3 separate regions of the Mus musculus genome follow, and all the other regions are linked to region 1. Evidence: chromatin loops called from intact Hi-C (ENCODE). Cell type or tissue: heart. All regions are shown on one strand. Each heading gives the region's core, and the rest is flanking DNA. Links, peaks and the distances in the headings are about the cores only.

Region 1 (8,200 bases), core at 1,792-5,791:
TGTGCAGCTCTGCTTTGTCCTCTTTGGACACAGAAAGCTAGGGGGGCAGGGGGATGTAGCTTTTGACATTGTCAGTAGTGTGCTTGATGGACACCCAAGGAACTGTAGTGAGTAGTAGGCACTTAGGTATTCAGTTGGAGCTTAAGAGCATTGAGAATTTCCAAAGCTTAATTGAACCCAGGCCAGCATGGCTGAGACCCACAGTAGAATTCAGTCTTGCCCTCTAAGCAGTCTGTCAACGGCTCTCAGCGTTGTGAGCTGTTCAGTTCACCATAGTCGTGTGCAGGAGAATTTTTTCTTACTCTCTCTTAAGTGTAATTCTAATGAAAGTAATACAATAGCCCTTGATAAATGCAAAACACCAGAGAGACACATAACATGGGCTCAATAAATCTTTATTAGTAAGACCCGGTTTGGTTTCCAGTGCTCACAGAAGGTTCTTAAAGAAAAAAAAAAAAAAAAGAGTTATCAGCAGAGCATCAGCGGAGAGGGAAAGACTGACAGTTGGATCCCAGAAAAGTCACCAGCATTCATAGAAATCCCTGGGAGACAGGCTGCTGATGATTGGGTGGTCTCAGGTACAATCTGGGGGTCCTTGGGAAGTGAGTGCTGAGTATAAAGTTAGGGAAAGTACTTTCAAAACCCCATCAGGCCAAGTGACACCTCTTCTTCATCAGCTGTGTGTATGGTGTGTGTGTGTGGGGGGGGGGGGGGGGTTCCATGTGTCTAAGATGTTCGTGGGGCTCAAGGGCCAAACTGAAGAGTGCACAAGAGCCATAGTTGTGAAATCCTACCTACCAGGAGACTCGGGGAGGAGTCCTTTTCTTTTTACAGGACATCATTAGCATCACAAATCCTCTTTTTGTTGCTTGTAGGAAATATGAGAGGCTCTAAGCAACTCAGAGCTTTGGAACAAGTGCTAAAGATGCACACACCTGGCAGAGAGTTAGCATTGCATGTTTGCATATAAAGCCATCCAAGTCCCTCCTTGGTGACTCCAGAGCACCGAGTGTCAGAAACTCTCTGGGTCCACCCTGCCTCTCTCTGACCTTCCACTATACATGTAGAAAGCATTGCAAGGATACCCACAGGTGTCTGGAAATAGCCATGGTCTATCACGACACCCCACCCCCACCCCTACCCCCCACCCCCATCTCCATCCCCCCATACACCCCCCCATGCTTCCTGTACTCCAACTTGTGAAAAGGTGGTCAGGCAGAGCAGGTGTGGCTGCATCCCTAGATACTGAGAGCTGGAGTGTTCCCAAACACAAGAGGACGAGTGAGCTACAGGAGGGATGGCCTCCAGGTGGTAGCACGCCCTTCTGGCACTGGGGCCAGGTACATCTTCACCACCTTAAACCTCCAGGGGTGCTCAGGGGATGATCAGTGCCAAGATCTAAGTACCCAGGGGCATCTGTGGCAAGAACTGCCTCTCCTGCCCAGGCAGCTCTACCCACCCAGCAGTAAACAGAAGCCCTCACTGACACTCTGACCGACTTACAGCAGCTGTCACGTGGCACCATCATACTGAGCGCCAGCCTTCAGGTTGAGGCAATGGCGATGTTAGGCACTCCCTTTCTTTGAAGGGCTGAGGGCTCTCCCATGCCACCTGTGAGCATCCATACAGGCGCGTTCCCATAGGGCTCATGAAAAATGTCTCCCTAAACCCTGAGAGTCCAGAGGTAATGGCCATCTCAAGTCAGACAGACAGTAGGTTGGTCCTAGTTCTCTGGGGGAGATGCAGTTCACCGTTCTGGTTTCAGTATCTACCCTATGTCAGAGTCCCACTCTGAGTAGCTTTGGAAAAGTGAACTGCAAAGTGGGAGGGGGAGGGGCAGCTAGGCTGGGGTAAAAGAAAGAGCTATGCTTCCTGCTGTTCATAACCCACAATGCAGGACCTGGATCTCTCCAACAAGCAGATTCTTCTCTTCCTAAGTACAGTTCTGAGCTTCATTTCAAAACGTTTCTGAAAAGCCAGGTGGGTGCTGAGTCACAAGCCCATAACCCCAATACTCTGACTGCGCAGCTGTAGGTCATCCAGGGCCACATATCAAGATCCCATCTCAAAACAAAACAAAACACCCAAAAATAAAACAAACACAGAAAGCAAACAAAATTTAAATGTAAAGCAAAACAAAAACAAATTTCTTTTCTAGCTTCCACTCCCCCAAGCACAGCCCTGGTGTGCTTTGTCGGAAACAGTAAGGCACGTCGGGGCTTTTCAGACTTGTGTCTTGTCTTTCGAATGTGTTCAGAAAAAAATCAAAAGTTCTAAATGAAGACAGGGTAGGAGCCTGGAGGCAGGAACTGAAGTCGGGGAGCTGCTTACTGGCTTATTTTCCATGGCTTGCTCAGTGTTCCTTCCTATACACCAAGACCACCTGCCCAGGAGTGGAACAGCCCACAGTAAGCTGGGTGTTCCCATACGGCTCATTAATCAAGGAGGTGCCATAGGCAATTTGATGGAGGTGTGTTCTCATTCGAATGGTGTCTTCCCAAATGACCCTAGCTTGTGTGAAGGTGACAAAAACCGCTCAGCACAAATGCTGTGCAGAGAAGACTCAACCCCCAAATGCCCTAAAGTATCAGCAAATGGGATTTAAAAACAATGAAATCTGCCACGGGTGTGCATTCCCTTCTGCAACGCTCCTTGCTTGTATGTATGAGGTCGTGTATAAAGACGAGGCAGAACCCCCAAAAGTTGCCGAGAATACATTATAACATGTCCTGTGAGCTTTTGCAGACACCCTCCACCCACTCTCAGGAAATATTGCTTGCATCCTTGACCCAGTGAAATTTTCCCTTTTACCTTCCACCAGCCTCGCAGATTTCAGCTCCTGCCAATCATCACATACCACATTCCAATAAGAAACATCCCTTAGCTAATATCACTCTTGCCAATGGGCAGTTGTCCTGGATATCTTTGTTATGATGTAGAATCAGAGGAGGGAATGACACACATACACACATGTACACACATGTACACATCTGTCTTGGCTTAGCAATAAAAGTGAACAACGAGAGGATCATGGAGACCAAAGGTCACCCCGCCTCTCCATAGGTTATGGTCTCCTGCTTCCTCCCAGCTGCTAACCACCTTTAACATTTGTGTAGAAATAACTCACTGCCTAGGTTGCTCTTGACCTCCGGATTAATGAAATGGTACCCAGTGGACATTTGGCCCTGAGGGTCAATATCAGCCTACCTCTTAGTTTGCATTTGTGGTCAAGTACTGAGACTTTTAGCACATCAAAACCTGAAACCCGCCCAGCAGCAGTGACGCTGGCTGTCACAGCATTCTGCCAGTTATGCTAGTAGTAAAAGCAAGAGTATTTTTTTTCTTTCTTTCTTTTCTAAAGCATGTGAATGCAAAAATAAATGCCATATTTCCGAATGGTCTTGTTGATTCAGCTGGCAGCATCAAGGTCTTAGGGGGCATAAATAGGTCTGTCTCCCAAGGAGCTCCCTGTAAAGAAGAGATCCTCACATTCCTTAGATCAAAGCCTGAGGGAACAACAGCTGCTTTAATCTCCGTGACCATCAGACCCTTCTGTGCAGCCCCAGTCACAGAGGTGTGGGTTAGTTGTGGCTAACGGCTCAATTTCATTACCGGGATCAGGATTTGTGTGAAATCCTTCTGTTTTGCAACCATCAGACCTGTGGACAGACTGACCCTCTGGCCGTCAGAAGCCACGATAAGAAGAAAGCAGAAAATACTAACTCAGTGGGGCTTTGAGACAGCCCAGGGTGAAATGTGAGCCTCAACAGACACCTTCCTATAGAGGCAGTGCTCATTAGCCACAGATCAGCACTTGCGATTCTATCCTTGCCATGTGTATTGAATGAAAGCTATCCTTTGGGAAGGGACTGGCCAGTCAGGCCTTGTTACATATTCAGTAGACAGCATTTACTTATTTATTTGATGTGCACTTAGGGGGGCTTTTATGTCTGCTTAGATGCACAATTAGAAGCACTCCCAGGTCCCTTCCAAGGCATTAGGAGGAGGAATCCAAGTATCTGGAGCATCCGGAGCAGCCAGCGTGGCTTCCTAAGAGCCCTGAGAGTAGTTCAGAGACAGGGCCGGTGGCTCCAGTATTTGATGGGTTCTTGTCACCTCCCCCAGATGAGTAAAGATTTTTTTTTATTCTATTAGATGATGAGACAGGAAGCGAAAATAATATTTACAGGAAATATTCCATTAGCTATGAGCCGGCTCCCAGGGGGATGGCTCTGCTCAATGACTCAGAGCGATAAGGATGCTGCTCCTCGCTGACTTGGTCCAGCTTCTGTTTGGGCAGCTTTGACTCATTGCTGGCTGCAGAGCCCTCTAACTTTGCCTGTCCCTGGCTAGGTGCCTTGCTTCTCCCAGCTTGTCTGTTCTCCTTGGAAACCACACCTCTATACACACCAGAGGAAGCTCTAGTTAATGTGTTTAGCATTCTTTGCAGCCTTCCTCCTTCACGGTTCAGGATCAAAGAGCCACCCCTTGTCTATCGTTGCTTAGATCATAATGCTAAGCTGAGTGGGCCTGCAAAGGCTCAGTGCCTATGGCTGACACTGGTCCTTGCAGTGGGTCAGCAGGGAGAGCTAGCCTTAAAGCTGTAGAGCAGGTACGTAGAGGAGATGGATGGGGGAAGGACAGAAGTTACCAGAATGACTCCAATCCAGGAACAGTGGCTCAGACCTGGAACCCCAGCACTTGGGAAGCGGAAACCTGGAGTTTCAGGCCAGCCTTGGCTACAGAGCAAGACCCTGCCCCCATCAAGGGCTGGAATGTGGCTCAGAGGTTGTACGCTTGTCTGGCATGGCCACATACACACACACACAAGTGCTTTTTAAACCAGCAACCTTTGCCAAAGTGAATGATGGGAATTTGTTCACATCTGGTGTGGGGCTGGGGAGCTGTGGCTCATTAGCCTCTACGCGTCCCTTTACTGTGACGTGGTAACTGAAAGGCACAGACAGGATGGATGTAACCCAGTTGTCTCCACCTTGAGTGAGTTCACTTCTCCAAGACTCTCCCACTGTCAAGATGAGGGAGCATATACCCTTGGCACAGCAACCATCATTACAGTCTCATCTGCCCTTGGCTTAGCAAGCATCATTACCATCTCTTTTATACTGAACCTGACAGGCAGACAGAAGCACAAACAATGCCCCTTTGTTAAGGGGAGATTGCTTCCTCGGTTATTGAGTCTGGGAACCCAGGGTCCCTCTGTTCCCACAGGTTACTGGGGAGCCTCTTCTGAGCATGCCCAGGGCACCAGCTCATGTTGCACTCTTCTGGGAAGAGTGTTCCTATCAGCCTGTTGCTACCTTTGAGAAAAACATTTGTCTTTGAGCAGAGAAAAATCTCACATTGTCTCACATAGGTGGATAAGTTTGTTTTGTTTTGAGATAACAACTCACTAGATAACCAAGGCTGGATTTGAACTTACCATGTAGGCCAGGCTAGCCTCAAACTCTAAATCATCCAGTCTCACCTGCCCATGTAGCTGTGACTACAAGCTTGTGCTACCTACCATACCTGGCTCCTGTGTGTGTGTGTGTGTGTGTGTGTGTGTGTGTGTGTGTGCACCTGCACAGGTGTCAAAGGACAACCTCCAGGGTCATTCCTCAGACACTTAACCTTTTCCTCTTGAGACAAACTCCCTCACTGCCCTAGAATTCCCTATGTAAGCTACACTGGCCATCCAGCAAACCTGCCTGCTTTGCCTCCACGGTGCTGAAATAAAAACATACGACACTACCACACCCTGCTCCCCCCATATGGGTTCTGGGGACCAAACTCAAGTCCTTATATCTGCAAGGGAAGCACATTAGCAACTGATCTATCTTTAGCCTGAGAACACCAATTTCTAGATAGATAACCCCATGTCTACCTTAAACTGTTCTCTGTATGAACCAATGCCCAAGCCAGATCTGATTAGATGGCTAGGGTAGTTTCCTTCCCCATCTGACATGTCTGTTGTGGCATGTGGTCTCCCTGGGTCCATAAACTTCCTATTCCAATGCCTAGTCTCCTAGACATCTTGTCCTCCCTGGCCCTACAGCACGTGCACCGACACCGAGAAAGACCATATAAATAGCCACATTGATGGTGTGGACAGTAGGGGTCAAACAGGACACTGGGTATTTATAACACTCAAATAAACACCCAGACAGACAACATAGCAGCGCCCATGAGACTGGCAAGCTTCTGAACTTTGCGGACAGATTCCCACTACTCTGGGAGCCCTGTTGACCCTGGATGCAATTTGAAGGAAGCAAATTAAAACCAAGTGCTCCAGTTGGATCCCAGATCGCTGCAGGGGAGCATTCAGTAGCCCCACTCGTGCCAAAAGAGCCACAAACCAGTGGTAACTTCTAAACTGACTTTGTTTTTCTGGCTCCAAAACCAGTGACTTCTCATGGAATAACAAGAACATCTAACCCACTGGAACACCGCTCTTTTATCTCACACCGTTACTTGATGTGTCTCTCCTTGCCCCTTGATAAAGCCACAGGCAGTCTTTTGGCTCCACTGGTAATCCCCACATGGTCAAAGTCACACAGCCACATGAAGCAGCTAAACAAGTTTCTATGGAGACAGTAATTGGTCGAGAGAGATGCTCCAGCAGTTAAGAGTGCTCGATGCTCTTGCCATTATCAACGTTCAGTTCCCAGAGCTATGTCAGGTGGCTCACAAACCGCCTGTAACTTCAGCACCAGGAGATCTGACAGCTGCTTCGCTTCCCCTGAGTACCTGTTCGGATATGCACATACATAAATCAAAGTAAAATAGAGATTCTTTTAAAAATTAAATTATCATGTTCAGTCCCAAGAGATGCTAAAAGATTCCATGTTAGTCAGCTTTTGGGTGCTATAACAAAACACTTACAAAGATGAAGCCCTTTATACAATCGTTATACAAAGACCGAGCTCGTAGCTTTCGAGGTTCAGGCTGTGAGCAGTTGGTGCTTTGGCTTTGAGGCCTGTTGCAAGATGAAAACCACAGTGGGAAGTGCATGGCAGAGCAAACTCACTAACCTCAGCCACAAGACACAAAGCAGAGGAAGGGAGAGGGCCAGAGCCCCAAAATCCTCTCCAGGGGCCTGCCTACTGCCAGTGACCTAATGTCTTCCCGTGTGTCTCCTTCCTAAGGATCTCACAGCCAACTCTCAAAGGCGCCACCCTGGTGGCCAAGCCTTTAACACAGGGGCCACTGAGGAACATTCAATATCCCAAGTGTAAAGGGGGGTGAGATGGCTTACTAGGTAAAGGTGCTCCCAACCGATCCCCAAGACCCACATGGTAGGCAAAGAGCCCTGACTCTTGCATAATTTGCTTTGAGCTTCACACAAACGCTGTGGCATATACAGGTCTCACACACACACACACACACACACACACACACACACACACGTGCATAAATAGGAACTAGATAAATAAATACATTAAAATTTTAAAACATACAGATCCAATGTATAGTAGTCGTAATGTGCAGTCTCTCCCCTGTCTACTGAGTTCTGCCTGCTGTGCTGCAGTCTGTGAGTAAAGAATTGAAGGATCACCTGACCATAAGGCTTCAGGTGCATATGGAGAAAACCATCGGGCACCCCCACTGACATAGACATAGAGTCTATGACATTGACATAGAGTGTCTTATTGGCCTGAAGCTCGCCAGCTAGGTAAGACTGGCTAGCCAGCAAACCTGCCTCCATCTCCCTAGACCCAGAATTTCAAGGGTGCACTACCACGCCTGGTATTTTGTGTGGGTGCTGGGGATTGAACTCAGGTCCTTGTGTTTTCAAGACAAGCACTGCATTGACTGGACCGTCATTCTAGCCAGTAAGGTTTGTCAAACTTCTAACAGACTTCATATGACACAAGTGAGTGTGTTACAGCTTTCGTTGCACAGCTCAGCAGGGTTGAGTGCGTTGACAGTGTGGTGCAACCCATCTTCAGAACTCTTTCTATAATACAGATCTGGAACTTTTAACTGCAGTGCCCCGTTTCCCCACCCCACCCCCATATACTCCGCAGCCTCTGGTGGCCATCTTTCTGATTCTTGTATCTGTGAGTTTGACTCAACTAGTTGGCTGCCTATGTTTGTCTTTGGGTAAACATATCCAATTCCAGGAAATATTTCAGAATGAGAAGGGTTCCTGAATAGGTAATAATTATATAACCAGGTCAGATCCAGGGTCCATGTCACC
Region 2 (6,878 bases), core at 1,310-5,309, 59 kb after region 1:
CACACACACACACACACACACACACACACATGCACACACACACACACTGGGAAAGAGGCAGACATTTATTTGGGTTACACAGCAAAGTTTGGGCCCTACTGGAAGGGTCTGAGTTATAGGAAGGACTTGGTCTATCCTCTGCTCCTGAGACAAGAGTGAGAATGTCCCTTTAGCAACACAGACAGTCTTGGAAACTGTTATTGTTTTATTTCCTGTTGAATTCTCAAACCTGGCAACTGCCAAGGGATATTTTCTTGGTCGGTCTTAGAAAAGGAGTTGGAAGCCCCTCCCACCCCTACAGAAGCAGGCGGTCGAGACTTAGACATTTCTGAAGCTCTCCCTATGGTTGCTAAACCAATACATTGGACAAGGAGAACACTAATTATATGGAAATCTATTACCTGGTAGTTAATTATTTTTGCCCTCTAGGAAAACCTCAGGCACCCAGTGGTAAGTGGCTATTCAGACAGAAAACATGAAAGGCCTACCCAAGTCACAGTAATAATGATAATTGCCGTAATAATAATAATTGCTCTTGATGTGGGAAAACCTAGGGAATAGCTACCCAGTTGTCTTGCCCTTGCTATTAGAAATCAGATTGTTGAGTTTGACTGTCTGCTGCATTAAGTGGGTGGGGAGGCCGTGGTGTTCCATGAGAACACAGAGGCCTGTTTGGAATATGAGGCCCTCCCTGGCCTAGCATTGATCAATGTCACCCTGGTCTGCCAAGGAAGGAACAAGCTAGTGGTGTCCCCTTGTACTAGGAGTTCCCAGGGTTATATGTAGTCATTAGCTAGTTTTGAGACATCATGATAACAGTTTTGCCCAACGTCCTGGGCCTCCGACCTCCTGAGAGCTAGGAGTGCCTCCTCCAATGTCCTGTGTTCCTACTTGCGGTTCTCCTCTCACCTCCTAGAGACTCCTCCTGTCTGATTTGAAGGAGTAGCAGGCATAGACCAGAACATATATATCTGACCTTTGAATTTTGGTGACTGAGAATTAAGCTATGAAAATCCGAAAAGTTGAAAATGGATGTAGGATTCCATGAGTGGTTGGTGGTGAAATTTCCCTCTAGCCCTCCTCCCCCTCCCTGTGAACACTGGGCATTTCCTCTCTTCCCAAAGCCACCTACCACCAAATCTCTTCATTAAACCCTCCTCCTGTCTGTTGTTGATTTTCCCAGGGTCAAAACTGCAAGAATAACAGTTCTAAAACAGGATTTTCACCCTGGCACATCTATGCTTATGTTAAGAAAGTTTTCTTGTAGCTTTCAGGTCAAATCTCAACTCCCTGTCTGGAATTCAAGGTCCCACACTATCTAGGCACGCTCCGAATTTCTCCTCCCTCCCCTTGTCTCTCTGCCCTCTCCTCCGCTGTGTAGAAGAACCTGCTACTACACCTAGCCCCTCACCTCTAGATTTCTACTCAGTTTCTGTCCTTCTCTGCCCCATAGTTCATTGCTTCCAGATAGCGCCTCTGGGGCTTGGTTGAGGATTGATGTTTATGATTGGACCAGGTCCCAAGGAACTCAGTATGGTATTAAACCCACTGTATAACAGAAGTTGGCCTTGAACTGCCGATCTGCCTGACTCTGTCTACCAAGGGCTAGAATTACAGGCAAGAGTCACTGTGCCTTATGAGACATCTGCCTTCTTTGGCTAAATGGGTTTGCTTCCTTTGGAAGCCATCCAGCATACAGATGTGCGAAATTGCACTCCAGAGATGGTGGAGGTAGGGTACTATTTTGACTGTGCTGCTGGGTACTTGGGGGATAGGGGCAGGGCATATTGCTTGTGCACTAGCTGGACTGGGGGAGGGAAGCTTAGCCTGGTGGAGGTGAGTGCAGTGCTGGCAATGATCACATTCTGGAAGAGAACCGTGAGGTTTATGGGGGTGGGGTGGCTACTTATGCCTCTGGGGAGGTAGCCAGGGTCTCTGGGGTGAGGTCTGTGTGGCCTGTACCAGTGACCAGGACAGGGGTGTTAGAAGATGCTTCATTTATATACTCAGGTGTTGGGGGAGGGGGACTTATAAGGTCAAACAAGGAGTGAAGGCTGATAACTGTCAGGATAATAAATTCTTACTAGGGTTGTTGTGGCCGGAGCTGGCTTTATGGCTCCAGGTTGAGACTGGGGAGATAGCCAACCCCTGCTGGCCTACCTTTGAGGTATCCAGGTTTGAGGCTCCCTGGACCCTTCTTCCTCTGTAACCCTGGGCCATCAGGGTCCCAAAGGACTGGGACCCTCTTCCTCTAAAACACCTTGAGCCGAGCTGAGGCTATAGCTCAGTGGAGAGCCTCACAAGAGGCTCTGGGCTCCACTCCGACATCACAGATTAAATATGCCAGGATAGATTATAGGAAATTTAAGAAGCTTGTGAGGGAAGCATGGATGGTAGAAGGCGGATCTGTCAGCACTTAATCATACCTCACAGATATACTTCCAATTCAGGTTTTTCCTCCAACAAATATTTATTGAGTACCTACTGAATGCCAGCTGTCATTTTAACCCTGAGGACACAGGGATTAACAGAGCAGATAAAATCCTCAAGAAGGTTAACTCCCCTCCCCCCAGAGCAAAGGAGATCTGTTTAGTGTCTCTCCAAACATACGTCATGGCATAGCTCCATGATAGAGCACTCGCTTAGCATGTCTGAGGCCCTGGGCTCATTTCTTAGCACCAAATTTAAAAAGGAAAAGTTAGAACGTAATACTTCATTTGCCTGATTAATATGAAGCAATCACTTGTTGGTGACACCAAATCCAACTCAGACTTTATTCGCACTTAACCAGACGTGACAGCGGTGCCCTTCACATTCAGTTAAGCCTGCAGTCTGGGCTCTGCCTTGACCTGGATTGACCCCAGTGTGGGAGGGTCACAGAGCCCTGGCACATATGTGAAGTGTAGCTCCAAGGCACTGACATGGTGTGTTTGGGCAAAGGCTCCATCTCTTGTGGAAATAATGTCTCTGATGAGTTCTTCCTCCTCCTGTCCATGCAGAAGACTCTCAGGTTACCAGCACAATATCCCCCTTACAGTCGCCACACAAGGGACTCCCTCCTCGGCCACCTTCATCACACAACAGGCCTCCTCCCCCACAGTCCCTGGAGGGACTCAGGCAGCTGCACTATCACCGTACCGACTATGACAAGTCACCCTTAAAGCCCAAAATGTGGAGCGAGTCATCTTTAGATGAGCCTTATGAGAAGGTGAAGAAACGCTCCTCCCACGGCCATTCCAGGTGAGCTACATTGGGACACCCAAATGAGGTCCCCGGATATGCTCAAACAGAATCAAAGGCTTGCCCCACATTAGAACCTACAAATATTGCCAAAGGATACTCTTTTCCTTCCTGGAACTCACAGTTCAGCTTTGCGCACAAAGCCCTCTGCTGGCAAACCCCCAGAAGTACAGATTTGTCATCTGAAGGTAGGGAGGGGGGAAGAGGGGAGGAAAGGGTTTGGCTCATAGTCAACCTGTTGGCAGATGGATTTAATGCTGTTACATTTCACAGGAATTAATTAGGAAATTGTAGCCAGCAGCATTCCAGAATGGCAAAGGAGAGCCGGATCTGAGGATCCTCAGGGTGGTATAGAACCCTATACGATCTTCCCGCAGAGTTCTGGAGCCAAGCAGCTGAAATGCAAGCTGCACACATTATCAGCTCATTGCTTGGTTAATATCAACGTCGTAGAGAGGATTATCTGGAAGACATTTAGGCCCGCTTCTGTTTTCCTCATGTTCCTTAATTAGCTCCAGAGGGTACCCTAGCAGGTACTGTATCTTGTAAAACAATGCTTGTTAAGGATGAAGGCTCCAGAGAATAGTCACCCTGTGCTTAACTTCGAGGAGTGGAGGGGGGGAGGTGGGATAGTGAGAGCTGGAGTCCCGGGCAAGCTCTCCCTGCAATTAGATCTACTGTCCCAAGCTAGTCAGCCCCTACCAACGCTGCCACATGGTATTCGTGTGATCAGCATGGCTTCCCTCTTCTCGCTTGCAGCAGCCACAAGCGCTTCCCCAGCACAGGAAGCTGTACCGAGGCAGGAGTAAGCAGCTCCTTGCAGAACAGTCCCATCCGAAGCCTCCCACATTGGAATTCCCAGTCTAGCATGCCATCCACCCCAGACCTGCGCGTCCGGAGTCCCCACTATGTTCATTCCACAAGGTGAGTCTGCTGGGCCTTTAGGCCACCTGCCTTTCTGGGCCAGACCCTGGTGTAGTAAGACATCATTGGCTCCAATCTAGCCCAGTTAACAGGGGAGCTAAGGTCCACTTTACCCTGGACACTCAATATAGTCAACTCTATCCATATCCAGGGACTTGTGGGGCCAGAGAGCCCCAGCCTTCTGAAGACAGGTAACAAGGATCCTAGTAGGAGTGGAAACAGGAAAACTAGCCCAGTTAAGGTGGGAGAGTGCAGCAGCCATAGACACCCCAGGCTAACCTTTGCTCTACCCTCCGTTCCTCATATATCTTTCTCATGAGGTCTAAAATCTATTCTGGACCCACTTTAATGCCTCAAGGTGTACATTTATAGTAACCAAAAGAAATGAACCGAAAAATAGACTTCCCTGAATCATATCCCTTCTCTAAGAGGTAAAGCTGCATCACAGAAGGTCACTGGTGAGGGTGATGTAGTACACTTCTGCCTGGATGTGGCCAAGAGTCGCTAGGAATTTGCATAAGACCTCCTATTGCTGGGTTCTATCACCTTCCTCTTGTTGATATTGATGGATTGGAGGCAAAGTCTTGGTACTACTGGTAGATAAGTGTATCGTTCATGTTTAGGGGTTCCATGTTTCACCAACCCTCCATTTTAGAATACTCACAAGAAACAGCCATTTAGGTACGTTGGCTTTCATTTCAGAGGAGTCTTTGGTTCAATCACGAGAGGACCTCTGTTAGACCTTTTGGTTGTTAGTTTTGTTTTTGTTTTTTTGTTTTTTATTACCTACAATCACTATTTTAAAGGGGTTAGTGTAATGCTTAGAACATAGGAATTTGCTTCTCTATCAATAGCATCATTTTCTTAAGAAGCAAAAGCCCTCAGACATTGGTCAACACATTTCATCCACTCCCTAGGTGCCACGTGGATTCCAGAGATTCTTAGCTCCCTTCCTCACCTGGTACCTAGGGAAGAACCTGGCTTTCCAGGGGCAACCTTGCTGGGCTCTCCCATTGGTAGAGGCCCTGAGCCTGGCCTGTGGCTTTTGTGGGACCCTTTGATCCAGGACTCTAAGACCAATCCTGTCTCCCCAACAGGTCAGTGGACATCAGCCCCACGAGACTGCACAGCCTTGCACTGCACTTTAGGCATCGAAGCTCCAGCCTGGAGTCCCAGGGCAAGCTCCTGGGCTCGGAGAACGACACCGGAAGCCCCGACTTCTACACCCCGAGGACTCGTAGCAGCAATGGCTCAGACCCCATGGACGACTGCTCGTCCTGCACCAGCCACTCGAGCTCAGAGCACTACTACCCAGCACAGATGAACGCCAACTACTCAACGCTGGCTGAGGACTCGCCGTCCAAGGCGCGGCAGCGACAGCGGCAGAGGCAGCGGGCAGCAGGCGCCCTGGGCTCAGCCAGCTCTGGCAGCATGCCCAACCTGGCGGCCCGCAGCGGGGCTGCAAGCACTGGAGGTGGCGTGTACCTGCACAGCCAGAGCCAGCCCAGCTCTCAGTACCGCATCAAGGAGTACCCACTATATATCGAGGGCAGTGCCACACCCGTGGTGGTACGCAGCCTGGAGAGCGACCAGGAGGGCCACTACAGCGTCAAAGCGCAGTTTAAGACCTCCAACTCTTACACAGCTGGCGGCCTGTTCAAAGAGAGCTGGCGCGGGGGTGGCGACGAGGGGGATGCAGGCCGCCTTACACCATCTCGGTCTCAGATCCTGCGGACTCCTTCGTTGGGGCGTGACGGCGCCCACGACAAAGGCTCCGGCCGTGCCGCCGTGTCTGATGAGCTGCGCCAGTGGTACCAGCGCTCCACAGCCTCGCATAAGGAGCACAGCCGTCTGTCACACACCAGCTCCACCTCCTCGGACAGCGGCTCTCAGTACAGCACCTCTTCCCAGAGCACCTTCGTGGCGCACAGCAGGGTCACCAGGATGCCCCAGATGTGCAAGGCCACGTCAGGTGAGAAGGTGGTGGGAGGCAGGTGACCTGGGTAGGCTGAAGGTTGCCTAGACTTCACAGTCAAGAAAAGGAGTCACTTATTCTGGAGGCCTTGCTGTGAAATGTGGGAAGCCATGGTCCTTATCCCAACCCAGGTCTGTCTTCCTTCCTTCCTTCCTTCCTTCCTTCCTTCCTTCCTTCCTTCCTTCCTTCCTTCCTCCCTCCCTCCCTCCCTCCCTCCCTCCCTCCCTCCCTCTCTCCCTCCCTCCCTCCTTCCCTTAACACTCTTCCTTCGCGTAGAGTGAGCATTTCTTTTAGCTTTTCCAGTTAAGGACAGAAAGCCATGTGAAGTCAGGTCAGAGGGTTTATCCTGCCAAGGGTGCAAGAAAGATTCTAGTAGGTTAGAGTCCCAAGTTCTAACCTTGCCAAGAAAGGTTGGGATGAAAGGTCGGGCTTGGATCTTGAGGCCCTGGGAAAAGAAGTGTTTGCTCTCTGAACCTGAGAGCTGCATCTGCTTAGGTAACCTGGCTGCTCCTGGCTTTTCTGCTGCTACTTTCAGGGTCTTTGATGCTGTGTCACACTGAGGTTTGAACCTAGACGTTCTCTATGAAATGATAATGCTCATAACTGATGTTAGTTGAGCATTTACCTTTGCTAGATCAGTGGTGGTCATCTGTAACTCATACCACTCAGAGAGTAATTAACAAAACTACAGCCTTCTACTGTAGGTAGAAGAAACGAGGGAGGGTAGAGGAAAACAAGA
Region 3 (6,878 bases), core at 1,310-5,309, 51 kb after region 1:
CCTCCTGAGTAGCTAGCTGGGCTGCAGATCTGTACTGTCAAGCTATCCCATGAAGCCTCATTTAAGCATAGTGCTTAATGCTAATGGGTCTTAGGTATGCATTGGACCTCTGCATCAGTTTGTGTGTCCTAGCTAAAAGGTAAGCATGTCCTCTGAGCTACATGATATACAACCTCTCTGAACTGCTCTTTTGCGCATGCAGGAACTCACAGGAAAATTGCCTGTGGAATATCCCCTGGATCCAGGCGAGGAACCACCTATTGTTCGGAGGAGAATTGGAACAGCCTTCAAGCTGGATGAACAAAAAATCCTGCCTAAAGGAGAGGTATGCTCCTCTCTCACTGGAGTCTTTCCCGTTGTCCCACTTGTATTATCCTTGTTTGTCCTTGTTGGGGTTGGTAGGGTCTCTGTAATTTCTTCATTGTTTCTAAATTCCCATATTTTCCCTTTTACCGTGTTTGGGTCAGCTGGCTAGTTGCTATCTGGTTTTCCTTGACAGGCTGAGTTTGCTTGCCTGAGTGTACATAGTTGGGTCTCTGTTGAGGTTGTTTATCTAATACTATAGTCTATTTGCAGGTGGTCAGTTACGGTTAGGGAGAACATCCCACTAGCATGCAAGTATCCATCTTAGTAGTGGCCTTTGATACTCCTGATCTTGCCTGATATCACACAGCCTCCATCGGCTTTGGAAAGGCTTACATGGAAGAAGGGAATTTCCAGCCACAGTTCTCATTGGCTGGGGAAGGACAGGAAGGACCTGCCCTCTACCATCTTAAGTCACATGGCTACTAACATCACAGCATGGACATGCAGCCTATGATTGTTCTGCCATGGCCTCAGCTGTCTCTATTTGGAAAAGCCATATTTCAACATGATTTTTATCTTCTTTGGATGGAATACTGGTGAGGGCTGAGACTGGAGAATTATATTGGAGGATAATCAAAGCTCTGCTGAGCATAGTGGCGCACACCTTTAATCCCAGCACTCGGAAGGCAGAGGTAGGCAGATCTTTGTGAGTTTCAGGCCATCCTAGTCTACATAGTGAGTTCCAGGACAGCCAGAAATATACAGTGAGATACTATGTCAAAAAAAAACAAAAACAAAAACAAAAAAGATATACAAACAAAAAGTATCCTGCCCTTGTGCAAGAGAAACAAAAGTCCAGGTTAACCTTCAGGCCTCTAGGTCTCCCCAAATTTCTTCTGACTAGAGCGACTCATTCATGCTGTGGTACACAGAAGACTCAAGAACACTTCAAGACACAGCCTAGCACGTTAGTTATTCTTGTTGCTGAAACAAAATGTCCTGACAAAAGCAGAAGGGGGAGGGGTCTCAGGGGAGGGTTGGTTTACTTTAGCTCACAGTTTGAGGATGCAGTTGCCTTGGTGGGCAGAGTGTGGGGCCGCAGGTTCACACTGCAGGGAGAGATGAATGCTGTCACTCAGCTCACTTCCTCCATCTCACAGAATGACATCACCCACACTTCCGGAGGTCTTCTCACTTCAATTACCTTAGTCTTGAAAATCTCTTGAGGACATTTGACAATTAAGAGTAACCACCACCAAGGGAAAGAAAAGCAAGGAAGGTATGTTTAGCCTTTAGAGAAAGACATTTTCCAAAGTCAGGTCAGTGGGAAGATAGAGGGCATGCTGAGGCCCGTGCCCGAGGCCCATGCCTTAGGCCTGCAGTCACAGACCCCTGCAAGGCTACCAGGCACCCAGAGCACTTCATCCAAAGTGATACCTAATCACGTCACTGCCTCTTCCATATGTTCAAGTTTGACTCTGACTTCGCTGGGTTATCACTAGGAATAAATGAGCTAGACAATCATTTCCCTGGACACTTACACATGCCTGATGCTCAGCAGACAACCGCTGGACGTAGAGATGTCAGAAGAGGCTTAGAGCACTGTGTGGTCAGGTGTCTGTCTTCCAGAGCTGGCTCCACTTCACAACCTAAGCTTTGAAAAGCATCCCATGTTTAGTGAGTGTCCTTTCATGCCTGGCTCGGGTTCCTGTGGTTGTAGTGTTTTCTACTTTTCAAGAAAGCCAACCCTAGGGCTCTGAGGATTCCTTGCCGGCCCCATTGCATCTTTCCGAACTTCATAACAGGAAGCAGATAGACTTCTGCAGCACTTCCTCCCAATGGAAAGAGTCTCACTCTTGTTCTGGGCTGCCCCAGTGCTCCTGGATGCTGGCTTTGCTTTCCTGGCCATACGACTATTTCTACAGACAATCCATTCAGTCTCATCCTTGATACTCCTGATCTTGCCTGATATCACACAGCTCCCATCGGCTTTGGAAAGATAGTCGTTGGACTATCAAGACTTGTTCTAGACGCCTGTAAACCTCAGGGTCAATGTCTTGGACCAAAGCTATCATACCCACCCGAGAACAGCTGCTTCAGGGAGCCCAGATTCACAGACTAGTCTTTGTCCCCGACTCACGGCTCTGGGCAGGAGTCCATATTGATATCCTTCTTCCTCTGAGCAAGCAAGTGCGGCCAGCACTGGAAGGATCTGGAAGGATTACTGTCTCTAAGTGGCCCTTTTCCTCCCACTCCTCCTTCCTGCTGCTTCTAGACTTGAAGTGCTCAAAAGCCAATGAAATCAGGCAGAGTGTTTGCCTTAGTAGGCCTCCCTACCCCACTCCACCCCGAGCTTGGCCTGTTGTGCTGAGAAGCATATTATTGGACCACCGTAATAGCAAGACATGTGGAATCCAGCAAACACAACAGTCTCTGCTTCCTTAGCTTTGTCATTCTCTGCCAAACCTTAATGTAACTGCAAATCACCTAGCACAAGATATGTGTTCTCTAATGGCTCTGTTGGGTACTGAGAAAAGAGAAGCCACTGTGTGGTTGTTATACATTTATGTAGTGTGGGCTTTATCTCCTATGAGTTCCTAGAACATGCCCAGGCTGCTAGCCCTTGCACTCACCCAATCAATACTCAAATTCTGGAATAATAACTGTTGCTGCTTAGAGCTAGCTGCAATGAAATGGTTTCCCTAGTTAGTCAGCTTACTTTTTCGTTACTATGACAGAATACCTGGCAAATGCAACTTAAAATAGAAAAAGGATTTGTTCGGACTCCTGCTCTCAGGGACTAGGATTTCACTCTGGAGCAGAGCCTGGAGGCGGGGCCTGTGGTGAGGGAGCAGAGCCTGGAGGCGGGGCTTGTGGTGAGGGAGCAGAGCCTGGAGGCGGGGCCTGTGGTGAGGGAGCAGAAACTAGAGGCGGGGCTTGGGGGCGAGGCTTGTTAAATCTTGGCATCAGAACAGGAACAGAGCTTGAGCAGGAGGCTGAGTTATCAACGCTAACCCTTCCCACCGTAACACATTCCAAGCCATCTCCTTCCAGCTAGGACTCACTTCCTAAAGGTTACCAAACTTCCCAAAACAGTACCAGCAACTGGTAGCCAAACGTGAGGGTTAGTTTACATCCAAAGCATACAAACCAGGGAAGAGACAAATCAAAGAAATGACTGCTTGATGCTTAAGGGGATTCTGCATTCAAGTACAAATCCTAACACACACACACACACACACACACATGCTCTTCCATGTGAGACTCATCTTGGTAAAAGGGCCAAAGGAATCAGTAGAGCTAGGAGGGAGTTACACAGGAAGGGGAAAGGGAGAGTCTGCAGCCTATCCAAGGAGAAGAGGTGGGGGAACTGGTTCTACCACCCACATCATCCTTGCCCCCTAGAGGGCCTAGAAGGGCCTTTATGAACATACAAGTGTGAAAAGAACAGTTAGGGCTTGCAGAAAGAGCTGCCAAAAGACACATAGGTGTGTGGGTGTGCATCCTAACACGAGGCACACAAAGATGTAGGACAGAGGGGGATATGTGGGAGGATCGGGAGATGTACATGTATGAACAACTCCCAGAGGACAGTGACATGATCCAGAGATCATGCTCCAAGTAGAAAAAGAAAATGATAGCTACTAGCAACGGTTCTGACTTTCCTCTAAGGCTTGGTCTTCATCAGCTCTTTTGTAGAGAAAGAAAGCCCCAAAAGTCTGTGGGCTGAGGCCTGGGCTAGAGGTGGGCAAGGTCGAGTCTCCTTGGGCAGCAGCATCTTCAGAAGGTGTAAGCATTGGTCTTCCCTCCCACAGGAAGCTGAGCTGGAACGCCTGGAACGAGAGTTTGCGATTCAGTCCCAGATCACAGAGGCCGCCCGCCGTCTAGCCAGTGACCCCAATGTCAGCAAAAAACTGAAGAAGCAAAGGAAGACCTCTTATTTGAATGCACTGAAGAAGCTGCAGGAGATTGAAAATGCAATCAACGAGAACCGCATCAAGTCAGGGAAGAAACCCACCCAGAGGGCTTCACTTGTCATCGATGGTCAGTGCCACCCACAAGCTCCTGCCCCGCTCCCAGACAACCAGGTCCTGTTAGGTCCTCCTCTGGATCCTTGCAGGCTCTAAGTAGCCTCTTACCCACACACCTTATGGTTTAATCCCTGGAAAGGGATGGGTAATGATGGGTGATTCATCATTAGGACGTTCCATCCTAAAGATGAATTGCAACTGGAGGAACAAATGAAAGGGTCCATACACAGAACCCCAATGTCACTTATGACACCTCTCTGGGGAACCTAGAATGAGCCAACTCTCTTCTTCGATGTCACCATGAACTAAGGAGGTTACTGTGATAGTCCAGCTGAGCCTCAAGATAGCGAAGGCTCTGCAGTTCTCAGAGACCTAGCCTCCTTTCCTAAGACTGGAAGGCAAAGTGCGTAGCCAGTGTATTGGAGTTAAGTCCTTCAGGCCACCATTCCGTACCCAGTCTCCTTCCCTCGGGCTGGTTCTACTACCAAGAGCTTCCTATCCCAAGCACTGTGGCCTGAAGGATTGGGCGGTACCTCGTGGATTGTCTGGAGTACGTGCTCTTATCCCAGCTCAGGGCTTCGGTGATGATGGAAAACCAGAATTCCCGCAAATCCACCCCAAGCATCAGGTCTCTCCCATGGTTACCATCTTTTCTTTTTCTCCAAGTCATTGAATTCTTGGTAATATATGTTAGAATTATCCGGAGGGCATGAATATTGAGAATACCACCTTAGTTCTAAGACAGAAACTGATATAGAGGTTTTCAGGCTCTTTCTGTGTCTCTGTGTCTGTCTGTCTGTCTCTCTGTCTGTGTCTGTCTGTCTGTCTCTGTCTCTGTGTGTGTCTGTGTCTGCCTGTCTGTTTCTTTCTTTTTTTTTTTTTCAAGACAAGGTTTCTCTGTGTAGCCCTGGCTGTCCTGGAACTCACTCTGTAGACCAGGCTAGCCTTGAACTCAGAAATTCGCCTGCCTCTGCCTCCCAAGTGCTGGGATTAAAGGCATGTGCCACCACGCCCGGCTGCCTGTCTGTTTCTGTGTGTGTGTGTGTGTGTGTGTGTGTGTGTGTGTGTGTGTGTGTGTTTGTGTGTGTTTCATAATGGGTGCAAGGTTTCAGTCTGGGAAATGAAAGCCCCGTCCAAACAGAGGATGTGTGGTGTGGTTGTATAACCATGTTGCTGTACTTAAGTCCCATGAACACTTAAAAGGGATGAAAATGATAACCGATGTTATGTATATTGTAAATATATTGATACAGATCTGTCCCCTAGAAATGTGGGTATACTAAAGAACCAGTGGTGGGCTGGAGATTACAAGATACCAAGGCCTGTCTCCTTGCAGTTCACCTATCAAACAATAGGGAAAAGATGGGTTCACAGTTGGGAGGGACAGGGCTGACCATCAACTGATGGTCACTCTAGGTCCTTTCACTCTAGGATGTGCCTGCCGCCATTCTGTGTCTTACTCTGCTGCCCTTTGCCCCACTTTCTAGCAGGGCTACAGTGAGTCGGTCCCTCTTCCTCATCGCCTCCTTTGGGGCCTCCTTGAAGGCATTTGAACCTCCCTGTTCTGTAGAATCACCTAGAAGCAGCGTCAGAGCTATGTCTGGGAAGAGCAGCCTGGGGCGGGAGGGGGGGGGGGGCTGTCTCACCAGGTGGCCTCGGGGCGCCCATTCACAGGCCTGCCCGAGTGACGGCTATTTTCTTGGGTCTGCTGGCAGGCAGCACTGGCTTATAAATCATCATTTGTGCCAGTTTCGGCTTTCTTCCACGCAAGCCTCCAGCCATTTTTGTTAACTGCTCGAGAATCTGCCTTGCCGCCACAGTGAAGTAAAGTCTTCATCACAGAGGCCTGTCTGTGTTAGGAGTGAGCAAGCTCCTTAGGGCCTCAGAAAAGCCTGAACTCAGCATCTGAAGGACTTGGACCTTTGCTAACATCTCCCAATGAACAGGATTGTTTCAGACAAACCCATCTTTCCTGGGAGTACCTCAGTTTGCCCAGTGGGAGGGAGGATCCTTTTACTGTCTCTCTCTCCAGCATGTTCCTAATTGAATGGTGACTATAAAAATAAGCTTCAGAGAGATGGAGTCTGTGTCTAGCAGGCTTGTTTTCTCTCCTAATCACTTAAGTTCATTGGGAAACCATTTATAACCATGTGGGCAAAACTGAGTTCCCTCCCCTGGTTTCGGATCTGTTGAATAACAGCTGCTCCCTTCTCTGGTTTGGCTGGTACTTGCCCTGAGTTTGTTCTAGAACAATGGCGTGGTTTAGCTGGATCCTACCTCCTTTCTAGGACAGACTAAGCCATAGCATCTGGTGACCAAGAGCCTAAGAACACAAAGACAAGGGACCATTGCAGAGCCAGGGCCCACTGCAGAGCCAGGGTGGGGAGGATGGCCCTCCTCCACCAGACTGTCAAGGGAAACACCCAACAGCATCTTTATGTTTCAGGGCTTCTTCCTTACTGATGCAAAAGAGATGGGAGGGTGTGGCCAGGATTGGGGGGAAGGTCACGATTCCTTTCCTACACATTGGGCTGTGTTCCC

Evidence for each region. Peaks named below come from ENCODE experiments on the same cell type or tissue, not always from the same donor. Only the 100,000 strongest peaks of a DNase experiment are listed, where the experiment ranks them.
Region 2: it touches region 1 in a loop (3-fold over the local background); 7 of 42 quality-filtered maps call a loop at or near these places.
Region 3: it touches region 1 in a loop (2.5-fold over the local background); 7 of 42 quality-filtered maps call a loop at or near these places.

The regions. Positions count from the first base shown.
Region 1 is chr2:4,538,456-4,546,655 of GRCm38, forward strand. All of the region lies in intron 11 of Frmd4a (FERM domain containing 4A), which reads left to right. Among named protein-coding and RNA genes, the nearest start is that of Gm39751, 29 kb to the left of the region's middle. In heart, for the core only: no CTCF peak of the experiment used is centred there; DNase peaks (open chromatin) are centred at 4,286 and 4,806; H3K27ac peaks cover 1,902 bases.
Region 2 is chr2:4,598,116-4,604,993 of GRCm38, forward strand. It overlaps Frmd4a (FERM domain containing 4A), which reads left to right. Exons shown (of 23, transcript NM_172475.3): 19 at 3,000-3,240; 20 at 4,000-4,164; 21 at 5,262-6,136. Among named protein-coding and RNA genes, the nearest start is that of Gm13179, 7.0 kb to the left of the region's middle. In heart, for the core only: a CTCF peak has its summit at 3,399 (motif pointing left); a DNase peak (open chromatin) is centred at 3,226.
Region 3 is chr2:4,590,418-4,597,295 of GRCm38, forward strand. It overlaps Frmd4a (FERM domain containing 4A), which reads left to right. Exons shown (of 23, transcript NM_172475.3): 16 at 203-325; 17 at 4,122-4,350. Gm13179 (a long non-coding RNA gene) reads right to left here and starts at 4,122. Exons shown (of 3, transcript XR_003953990.1): 1 at 1,353-4,122. In heart, for the core only: no CTCF peak of the experiment used is centred there; DNase peaks (open chromatin) are centred at 2,474 and 3,194.